2 separate regions of the Homo sapiens genome follow, and region 1 is linked to region 2. A link is a loop called in an ENCODE intact Hi-C map of the cell type or tissue named here. Cell type or tissue: IMR-90. All regions are shown on one strand. Each heading gives the region's core, and the rest is flanking DNA. Links, peaks and the distances in the headings are about the cores only.

What was found. A loop is a pair of places that touch in the nucleus more often than their neighbours do. Peaks named below come from ENCODE experiments on the same cell type or tissue, not always from the same donor. Only the 100,000 strongest peaks of a DNase experiment are listed, where the experiment ranks them.
Region 1: it touches region 2 in a loop (2.1-fold over the local background); 5 of 110 quality-filtered maps call a loop at or near these places.

The regions. Positions count from the first base shown.
Region 1 is chr5:159,891,148-159,896,529 of GRCh38, reverse strand. It overlaps a transcript of ADRA1B not described here. Among named protein-coding and RNA genes, the nearest start is that of LINC01847, 22 kb to the right of the region's middle. In IMR-90, for the core only: no CTCF peak of the experiment used is centred there; a DNase peak (open chromatin) is centred at 2,139; H3K27ac peaks cover 358 bases.
Region 2 is chr5:159,762,520-159,767,901 of GRCh38, reverse strand. No RefSeq gene overlaps it. Among named protein-coding and RNA genes, the nearest start is that of LINC01847, 110 kb to the left of the region's middle. In IMR-90, for the core only: no CTCF peak of the experiment used is centred there; a DNase peak (open chromatin) is centred at 3,371; H3K27ac peaks cover 1,420 bases.

The DNA of each region.
Region 1 (5,382 bases), core at 118-5,117, 130 kb before region 2:
GCACACACCTTTCATTTGACTCAGAAGGAACATGAGAATTCCAGGAACACATTTAATCACTTAAAATTAGTTGTGCCATCAGTCTCAGGAGAATTGACACAAGAACTGGGAATTATAGCAAGCACACTCATGGAAGCATGTTCCCCAGAAGATGGCTGCATTTGGGCTCAGGTGTGATTTCACATCCAAAGCTTTTAAAAATTTAAGTTTATCTAAATTGATCTTGAGTAACTTCTTCCTTTACCTTCCTTCCTTTAGCTTGTTTATTTATTTTTAACAGAAGGAGGTCCCATTTAAAAGTCATATTCTTTTGAATTCTAGAAACTAGAATTTCAAAGTCTTAGTTCTGCTTCATCTTCAAGTAACAGGACTGTCATTTATTGATTCAACAAATATTTACTGAGATTCTTCTATGTGTCAGGCACTGTGCTAGGTCCTGGGGATACCAGATTTCTGGGTAGATACCAATATAGCTTTTCATCCATCCATTCACCAGCAAGTATTTATTGAGCACCTACTATAGTTGTCAGGCACAGCACTATGTGAAGGGGACACAGGTGAATGAGACAGAAGAGATACTTGCTTTCATAGCCCCTATAGTCCGCTGGGAGCACTGAACTCCTGACCTCAGGTGATCCACCCACCTTGGCATCCCAAAGTGCTGGGATTACAGGCATGAGCCACCTCACCTGGCCCGGGAGCACTGAAATTGGACCACGCCTTCCAGGAGCTCACAGCTTGGTGTATGGGGCAGATATAGCACAAGAAATGCAAAACAGTATGTAAAGCCTTGAATACATTTGGACTGCAGAGAGCTTTGGAATGCCAAAGGGAGGATGGGAATGATCTTTTTTTTTCTTCAACTTTTACAAGTCCAGGAGTACATGTGCAGGATGTGCAGGTTTGTTACATAGGTAAACGTCTGCCATAGTGGTTTGCTGCACAGAAAGGATGGGAATGATCTTAAGAAAGAGTGGGATTGTAAATACTGAGCACAAGCTTGTAAACCTGAAACCTGGGTTTGAATTCTGTCTCTGTCTCTAGTAGCTGTGTAACTTTGGTGTCCCCTTGTCTTAATTTCCTGTTTTCTAAGAAGGTAGCAGTAGCATCTTGTTCCAGGTGGTGAAGCTTCAATGAGGCATTGTTTGTAAAGAAAGCATGTAGCACAGTTCCTGGTGGCTGCTCTTCTGCTTTCAGAGTTAATTCTGATAAAGACAAGATCCTTGGAAGGTGAAGATTCCACTGGGCCTGGGATGTGGTAAGCTGGCGAAATGGGTCCATGTGATCCTTGCTGCCATCTTGGTCTAGAAGGGTAGTGTCTTGTGAGAGGAAGAGCATCAGGCTCCAGCCGGCTCCACTTGTCGGCCTAGGTCAACCTTTCTCAGAGCGTGTGGGCTGCATAGATAGCGCTGAAGTGGTACAGAGGCAAGTGCTGAACAAATTGAAGAGCTGTGTATTTTTCTGTGTATTACAAAGATATCATCTTTCCATTTACAGTAGTTCTATAATGCTTCCTTTAAAGATAAATTTATATACATTAAAACATGATTTGATTTAAAGGAGAAACTTAAGAACTAGCGGAGGTATGTGAACATGGCAAAATCATGATGGTGCTTGTCTGATGCTCTGTTGTGCTAAAAGGAGCATAGGGAATGCTGGCTTGGAATGAGGTTCTTAATGGTAGTAGTTCTCCTTTTCCTTGTCTGTAAAATGACAGTGACAACATCACCTTCCTGGGGCTAGAGAGCTGACACGAGAGAATGCGTGTGAGGGGCCCTGCATAGTGAGTGGCCCTCTCCCCTGATGTTGCTCTATCCCTACCTCATGCATGACTATATTGCCCTCTTTTATTGTATCACGAACTAAAATTAATTTGTTTACAATTCCTCTCCATAACACTGAAATTCCAAACATTCTGAAAACTGAATGTTAAAAAAAAACAAGTTCGGCACACATCAGTTTATTTTTGATACAAATTTACAGTTTTTGTAGCAAAATTTGACCTAAACCGATGGGAAGCTATCTGCCTCCTTAATTTATCCCTCCAAGTGTAAATATTTACATGTGTGGAGACAGAACTGTGAATATGCTTGACTCTGATGTGCTGGCCTGGATTCTACGGAGTAGAGCGTATTATATGGTATTTGAAGTGCATAACCTCTCTAAAATGTGAAAAATTCTCTATCCCCTAAAACATCTGGTGACAAGCGTTTTAGTTAAAGGATTGCAGACTCTTAGTTGTTTGTTTTCCCAACCAGCACATAAATCCCAAGAGGGCAGGGATCACATTTGTTTTATTTAAGGCCATAGCCTCAGGCCTAGACCAGAACTGGCACATAGTAGGCACTTAGTAGATGTGAAGGAAGGCACTGAATGGGCGTCTCCCTGCGGGGCACCACAGCCTGTCTGTAGGGAGGGGGTTTCTAACACTTCAGCAAGGTGTAGCTGTTGACCACCTGGCCCCTTGCCAGGTAGGTGGATATTCTGGCCATGTGAGGGGCCAGCCTGAGTCCTGTGAAACTGGGTCTATCTTAGTGTTTGGTTCCAAGAGTGATTAGGTTTACTTGGGATGGTCCAGACTGGACACACTATGCAGAGAGGCCTTTCCAATCCAGGCCCCTCTGGCCTCTTAAACTCCCAGAGACTGGTGCAGATTCAGGGCCTGTGAAGCTATTTGAACTGTGGGAAAAACTTGCAAGTTTCCGCTTGCTTCCTGACCCATCAGGGCAGCCCCCAAATCTCTGGACTGGTATTTTCAAAAGCCTTTTGATGACAGTTGAGCCCCCGACTGCCTGTCTGCCCACCTTCCACAGACAGCACCCAGTTCTCTGCTCCTTTTGGCATAACAGAGCATCTTGCACGCAGCAGAAAGCTAGGAAATACTTACTGAATGACTGAACAAATGAAAGAAAGAAAGAATTGCATCTTTCTTGACATTTGACCTTTTCCCTTCTTCCTGGCTTAGTACAACCCCTAGTCTTTGCCTTTGAGGTCCCTGCATGTATGTCTTGTTTTCCACTTCATTTTGCAACATACTCAGCTATCAGTCTTGGCTCCCAGGCTGTGGTTGCCACTTGGAGCCCCTCCTTCCAAGCTGCCTCTCCATTCTCATATTCATCCCTATTAAGCATTGCTCCATCACTTCCTATGGATAAGGCACTGGGCATAAGCTCATTATCTCATTTAATTGTTTTATTCCCGCTTTACAGAGAGGTGAAGTAACTCATCCAACTTGGCATCAACTGCTCAAGTCACCAAAGGAGTGAGAGTTACCAGAAATGGATTCTACAGCTTTGTGGCTAATGTGTCAGGCTCTGAAATTCCACAGAGATGTTTTTCAGTCCCAGTTCTAACAGCATCTGCTTCAAAGAATATAAGTTCCAGGAAACCATGACAGATAGTCAATGACACATGTTTGATTAATTAATTCCATTAATTAAGTTAAATAATGCTCGTAAAATACAAATCAAAATCACAATGAAACACCATCTCATACCAGTCAGAATGTCTATTATTAAAAAGTCAAAAAACAACAGATGCTGGCAAGGTTGTGGAGAAAAAGGAATGATTTTACACAGTTGGTGGGAGTGTAAATTAGTTCAACTATTGTGCAAGACAGTGTAGCGAATCCTCGGCGACCTAAAGGTAGAAATACCATTTGACCCAACAATCCCATTACTGGGTATCTGCCCAAAGGAATAGAAATCATTCTATTATAAACATACATGCATGCATATGTTCACTGAAACACTATTCACAGTAGCAAAGATGTGGAACCAACCTAAATGCCCATCAATGATAGACTGAATAAAGAAAATATGGTACATATTCACCATGGAATACTATGCAGCCGTAAAAGGGAGTGAGATCATGTCTTTTGCAGGGACATGGATGGAGCTGGAGGCCATTATCCTCAGCAAACAAACACAGGAACAGAAAGCCAAATACCACATGTTCTCACTTACAAGTGGGAGCTGAATGATGAGAACACATGGACACGTGGTGGGTAACAACACACACTGGGGCCTGTCAGAGTGTTGAGGGGGAGAAGGGAGAGCATCAGGAAGAATAGCTAGTGGATGCTGGGCTTAATACCTAGGTGATGGGATGATCTGTGCAGCAAACCACCACGGCACATGTTTACCTATGTAACAAACCTGCACATCTTGCACATGTACCCCGGAACCTTAAAAAAATATGTAATGCTCATAAAGCTGTTATATAATGCTCATAAAAATGTTCAGTGACTGGCACAAACCAAGAGTCTTCAAAGGATAGCTGTTGTCTTTTTCTGAAGGAGAGTCTTGCTCTGTTGCTGAGGCTGGAGTGCAGTGGCGTGATCTCAGCTCACTGCAACCTCCACCTCCCGGGTTCAAGCAATTCTTTTGCCTCAGCCTCCTGAGTAGCTAGGATTTCAGGTGTGCGCCACCACGCCCAGCTAATTTTTGTATTTTTAGTAGAGGTGGGGTTTCACCATGTTGGCCAGGCTGATGTCCAACTCCTGACCTCGTGATCTGCCCGCCTCGGCCTCCCAGAGTGCTGGGATTACAGGTGTGAGCCAGCGCGCCTGGCCAGATAGCTGTTACTTTCATTTATCACGAGGAACCCCTTTCAAATTTCAGCATTGATAACTCAAGCTTTTTGACAGGTGCGAGTTACTCCTGTTCTGTAGCCATGGTTGAATCCTAAGGCGGCTCTCCCCTACCAAAATCAGGGCCTAGATTGAGCAGTCTAAAGTTTGTGCCCAATTCTGGTTTCTCCGCTACCACTTTGCCCTTGTTGCATGCAGAGTCAGGCCTGGCCTACAGCTGAAGACCTGAGGGAGGAGGGCTGCAGGAGGGTGTTATGAAAATTCTCAACAATGAATCACTGATGCTTTGCCCGAGGGTTAAAAGCACAGTCAATTTATTTTGCGCCTTTCCACCTCCAAGTCGTCCAGCTCCTGCAGGACCCTTAGCTTGGGAACATTAACTCAAGTGTGCCAGAGCCTCCCCTTCCTACTCTGTAAGCCACATTCTTACCTGCTTAAGAGGGTAAGCCACATTCTTACCCTCCCCCATCAACCAGATTGCTCATGCGGAACCCTACTTCTTGCTGAGGTGTCAGTCCCTGAGGGGCTGGGTCTTAACCAATGGCATTGAAGTAGGTGGAAATTGAGATGGGGAAGAGTGGTGTAAGTGATTTTCAAGCCATGTTTGTACTTAATACAGTGTAGTTTTATTTATTTACGTTTTTCATCAGAAAAGTCATCTTGGAGTTTATTGATTTAATAAGCCTGTGCAAGCAAAAGTACTATAAAGCAGTGCATAGCTCTGAGGGGTTATTGAAATTAGTATCGTTGGGTTAACGTTTGTAGCAGGGAGCCCTTTTGAGTTGACATTT
Region 2 (5,382 bases), core at 282-5,281:
TAAATGCTGCTCCAAAATGTCCACATTCTAATTCCAGGACCTGTGAATATGTTACCTTATATGGCAAATGAGACTTTGCAGATGAGATTAACTCAAGTATTTTGAGATGGGGAGATGATTCTGGATTATCTGGGTGGACCCAATATGATAACGGTCCTTATAAGGGGAGGAAAGGGGGTAAGAGTCAGAGAAGGAGATGGACAACAGAAGCCAAGGTTGGAGTGTGCAGAGCCATGAGCTAAGGAATACAGGCAATTCTAGAAGCTGGAAAAAGTAAGAAATAGATTCTATCCTGAAGCCTCCAGAAAGGATGCAGTTCTCCTGTCATCTTGATTTTAGTCCACCTAGCCACTTGATTTTGGGCTTCTGACCTCCAGAACTGTAAGATAACAAACTTGCGTTGTTTTAGGCTATTATGTTGGTGACAATTTGTTACAGCAGCAGTGGGAAACTCATACAAGAGGCCTGTGGGAAGTCCGGGCAGGAGTAAGTGTCCAAGGACTGAGGAGAAAACATCTGGGATGGAGATATGGACAGCAGAGTGATAGACATGCTCTGTCTGGGAGAGAGCATATCGACTGGATGATAACATCAAATTTCCCAAAAAGATGATGTGAAGTGAAAGGGGAAGACAGCCTAGAAAAGGTTCAATCAGGAATAACCTCTGAAGAAAAATGAGGAGGAAAAATGCAAGGAAATCTCACCCTGGGAAGTCCAAGAGTAGAGTGTTAAGAAGGAGGCCCTCCCTGTCAACTACCACAGAGCCATTGAATAAGGTGGCTCCGTGTGCCTGTTGGATTGGACTACCAAGCGTATAATCTCGGTGAGAGCAATTTCAGAGGTCAACCAGGAGTGGAACCAGCCTATATTGCAGGGGCAAGAGTGGGAGGTGAGGAAGTGGAGACATAAGGGAAGACAACTCAGACTGTTGGCTTTGATGGGGAGCAAGAGATAAGACAGTAGCTGGAAAAGGATAAGGGATCAAGGGAGGGCTTATTTTTAAGATGAGGGCTTATTTTAAGATGGTGGGAGAGATGAAGAAGTTTATTTCTGTGAAGGAGCCAGCCAGAGAGTTGAGCGCAACTGAAGATGGACAGAGGAAGAGTTTACAGATAAGGTCAGATACCTGAGCAGTATGTACCAAAATGAAGTGCAAGTGGCAAGATTAGTCTTAAATTCTTAGATTAGAGGAGGGTGATCCTTCAACAAGGCCTGAAGGAAAGGAGGCAAAGATGGGTGAGGGATGTTACAGTGTGCAAATAGGACAGAGGTGGGGGACAGTTTTCCATGTGCTGGTTAAAATGCTCAGACATTTTAGGACAATTCCTTTCTGACTTGCTGTAGTAAATTGCTACTAATTTTCACTACTTCGATTAAGAAAATAGAATGTAGAAGGAATAAAGGTACCCGTCAGAGCATCATCGTAGAAACAAGAGTCTCAGCTGAAAAAATTTTTTTCTCTTAGGAATCATAACAACATAAAATATAGGAATTGCCATACTGGGACAGACACAAGTCCACACAGGCTCATAGTCTGCTGCCAACAGAGGTCCCACGGGATGGGCACCCAGAGGGCACAGTCATGCTGTACCCTTCCTTGATCTCAGTTAGTAGACAGAGAAACCATTTCCCCCATGACGTCAACCATAAAGGTTAGGTATATCCCAGCACCCATTTATGGCTCTGTCATGCATAAATATACTCAAACTCTCTGACTGCTTGTGCTATCCCCCTTGGGGTTCTGTGTTTCATTAGTTTATTTTCAACCGTGTGATACAAAATTTTAAAAACTCTATTTCCAGCTTATTTTGAGGTTTGAAGACTGATCATCTATCCCAGTAGGCATCAAACTTAATAATGCAAATGAAATACATCTAGCACATGATAAAACCCGACACATCATAAATGATTCATAAGGGATAGTGATGACACTGATGATGACGATGATGATAATGATGATGTTTTAATCCTCAGTAATCCTGCTTGCTCTAAGGCAGACTTGTTCAACTGGAGGCCTGCGCATTGCATGTGGCCCAGGACAGCTTTGAATGAGGCTAAACACTAATTTGTAAACTTTCTTAAAACATTATGAGATTTTTTTGTGATTTTGTTTTTCATCAGCTATTGTTAGTGTTAGTGTATTTTATCCATGGCCCAAGACAATTCTTCTTCTTTCAATATGGCCCAGGGAAGCCAAAAGATTAGACACCCCTGCCTAAGTCCTTGGCCAATTACTCGAAATCACATTATCTTTCCCATTTTACAGAAGGGCAAACTAAGGAGGGCCCATCAAAGTTATATGGCTTGATAAAAGGAATCAGAGAAGAAAAAAATGGAAGGTCAGAGAGCAGTTCACCGAAAAGTTAAAGCTTACAGTACGAGCTAGAAGCTTAAAGAGTGGCTTTGAGACATGCTGCCCTTACTCCCTGTAACCCACCTACCCAGTCCGGCCCTGGGGCTGCATTTGCTGATCAGCTGCCTTTGCCACAGTGGAGATCTAAACCCAACTCCGAAAGCTCTGGGGCCAACTAGCCTGACACGAATCCTTCAAGTCTAGTGTGCGAAAGGATCCATTTTATTTATTCTACCCTCATGATGGAAATAGCCCAAAACACGCCCTTGTGCTTATTAAGCTACTTCCCAGCCAAAGCCAGCCAGAGAATGTTAATTATCTCATCCTTTTTCCCATTCCACGATGAATTACTGATGTCCAGAGCATGCTATCTTTAATTGTGAGGTATTCCAGAATAAGCAGGTTATCGAAAATATGCAAAGGAGGAGAGTTTTGGTTCAGCCCTGGGAGGCTGATGTGGGAAAATTTATCCTTATTTATTTACATGGTAATGGGATGAGATTTTGCCAGCTTGCTAATAGGTTCTTAAAGAGAAACAGGCTTCCTGTGGCCTAATTAGAACGATTGGTTGCCCTGCTGCCACATAAAACACCAAACCAAGAAGGCCATGGTTTCCTCTTTCTAGATTCTTCTTCTCTTTGGGGGACCATCTGCATTATTTGCATGGGGGAGGCAGGATAGTAGAGTGGATGCAGCTTTCTCTGGTTTCAAGATAGCTACTCTCAATAGCTATTTGGCCTGAGATGGTGCATTTAATCTCCCCTAAGCCTCAGTTTTCCTATCAATCAAATGGGGATGGTTATGCTTTTCCCCTAAACCAACTTAGCAAGTTTGTTTAGAGGACAAGATTAAAACGTTGGTTTTAAAAGTGCAATGATCGGATTTTGTATCTCTGAAGAGCACACGTGATTTTCCGGAAAGCAAAAGACAGGTCGTAATCATATTTAAAAATAAACCTTAGCATTTTCTAAGTGCTTGGCCAATTACTCCAAATAACATTCATTCCAGAGGCTGCTGGGGGGTGGTGGTGAGTCACGTGATGAATGTATTAGATTGTGGAGCAGCCAGAGACAGCCTGCAGCATCTCATTCCAAAACCAGGCAGGAAACAGGCTGGGCCACAGATAACCCCAAATCTCTCTTGCAACAGCCATTGGTTTCCTTTTCTTACTGATGCCCAGAAACCTCTCTGAGGTCTTCCTACTTTGTCTTTACCCTTTTGGTCTTCTCAGTTACTCAATACATGTTTATTGTGTGCCTCCTATGTGCCAGGCACTGGGCTGGGTGCTGGGTAGAGACACAGTCTGGGGCGGGAGAATTTGTGGGGGAAGAAAAACGAATACACAAATAAACATGTAATTACAAAGGAAAGTAGAACTGGAGGCCCTGAGAAGGTACAGCAAGGCACAGCTAAATTATATGAGAGGGTCAGGAAAGGCCATTAAATTTGAACCAAGGCCCGAAAGCTGTACCCATCAGATCAAGAGTAGGAGAAGGGCACTCCAGCTAAAGGGAACAGCACGAGGGAAGACAAGGAGGACCTGGGGGTGTTGGAGGAATGAAAATAGTAGGGCGAGGTGTGAGTGTGCATGCATGTGTATGCACACGTGCACACACACACAAGAATGAATCATGAAGAGAGGGGAGGGTGGGGTCAGGTGAAGTAGCAGGGGCCAGGGAGGCCTGGGTTTAGACCCTGGCTCTGCTACCTGTTATCTGTGTGCTCTCGGGTAAGCCACATGGCCTCGCAGAGCTTCAGTCCCCTTGTAAAGGGAAATGAATGACGGGTAGCTTGTGAGTCAACCAGAGGCTCACCGTTCACTACAATAGCTTACGAGGCCTCTCTGATCTGACCCGTGTTAGCTCTTTGACTTTCTCTCCCTCCCCTCCTTAGCTCCAGCCAGCTGACCTCATGCACATGGGACATGTTCTACTTGGAGGCCTTTGCACTCGCGGTTCCTCTGCTGTCAGTGCTCTTCACCTGCAAGTCTCACTCCCTCACTACCCTCAGGTCTTCACTCAGATATCATGTTCTCAGCGAGTTCTTTCCTGACCACTTTGTTTCATTCTATTCCAAACATTCATCCCTGCTCTCTGCTTTATTTTTCTCCATTGCACTTAGCGTCGTTCAGCACACTCTGTATTTTACTTATTTTGTGCATTGCCTGCTCTCCCCATGAGAGGCTCTATGAAGCCATGGAGCATTTTGTTAACTGCAGTGTCCCTAGCATCTAAGGAGAGCATCTGGAATATAATAGGTACTTAATAAATAATGTTAAAAGTTTGCAAAACTTTCGATAAGCTAAGTAGAACAGTACTTCCCATGGAGTAAGTGTTGCATTCCTTTTAGCTGCTTTTTCTTCCAGCTCAGAAAGTTCTGTCCCATTTGAGCCCCCTGAAGGCTGAGCTCCTCTGTTCCCTTGGAATAATTCCCAGCTTTGTTAGCTCTGTGCCCTTCCCAACAATTCCTTTCTTCAAGGTCTTGTGCAAGTTCCATCTCCTCCACGTTTTTTTCTTTCTGACTTCCTTCTGTGGGCCTAAAAGATCTCTCCCTTTTCTGATCACTTCTAACACATTCAATCTTTAACTCTCATATGATTATTCTTTTTCTTTTTTTTTTTCTTTGAGACAGAGTCTCGCTCTGTCGCCCAGGCTGGAGTGCAGTGGCGTGATCTCGGCTCACTGCAACCTCTGCCTCCCATGTTCAATCGATACTTGTGTCTCAGCCTCTGGAGTAGCTGTACTACAGGTGCGTGCCACCACACCTGGCTAATTGTTTTTGTATTTTTAGTAGAGACGGGGTTTTGCCATGTTGGCCAGGTTGGTCTTGAACTTCTGACCTCAGGTGATCCGCTTGTCTTAGCCTTCCAAACTGCTGGCATTATAGGTGTGAGCCACCATGCCCAGCCCTATGATTTTTATTATTGACTCTTTGTGACAACCCCTGCCCTGTCTTTTAACCTTTTTGTCTTCTAACTAAGACTTTGAATCATAGATTCTTAGGATTTTGGACTGAGGAAGGGTCTTAGC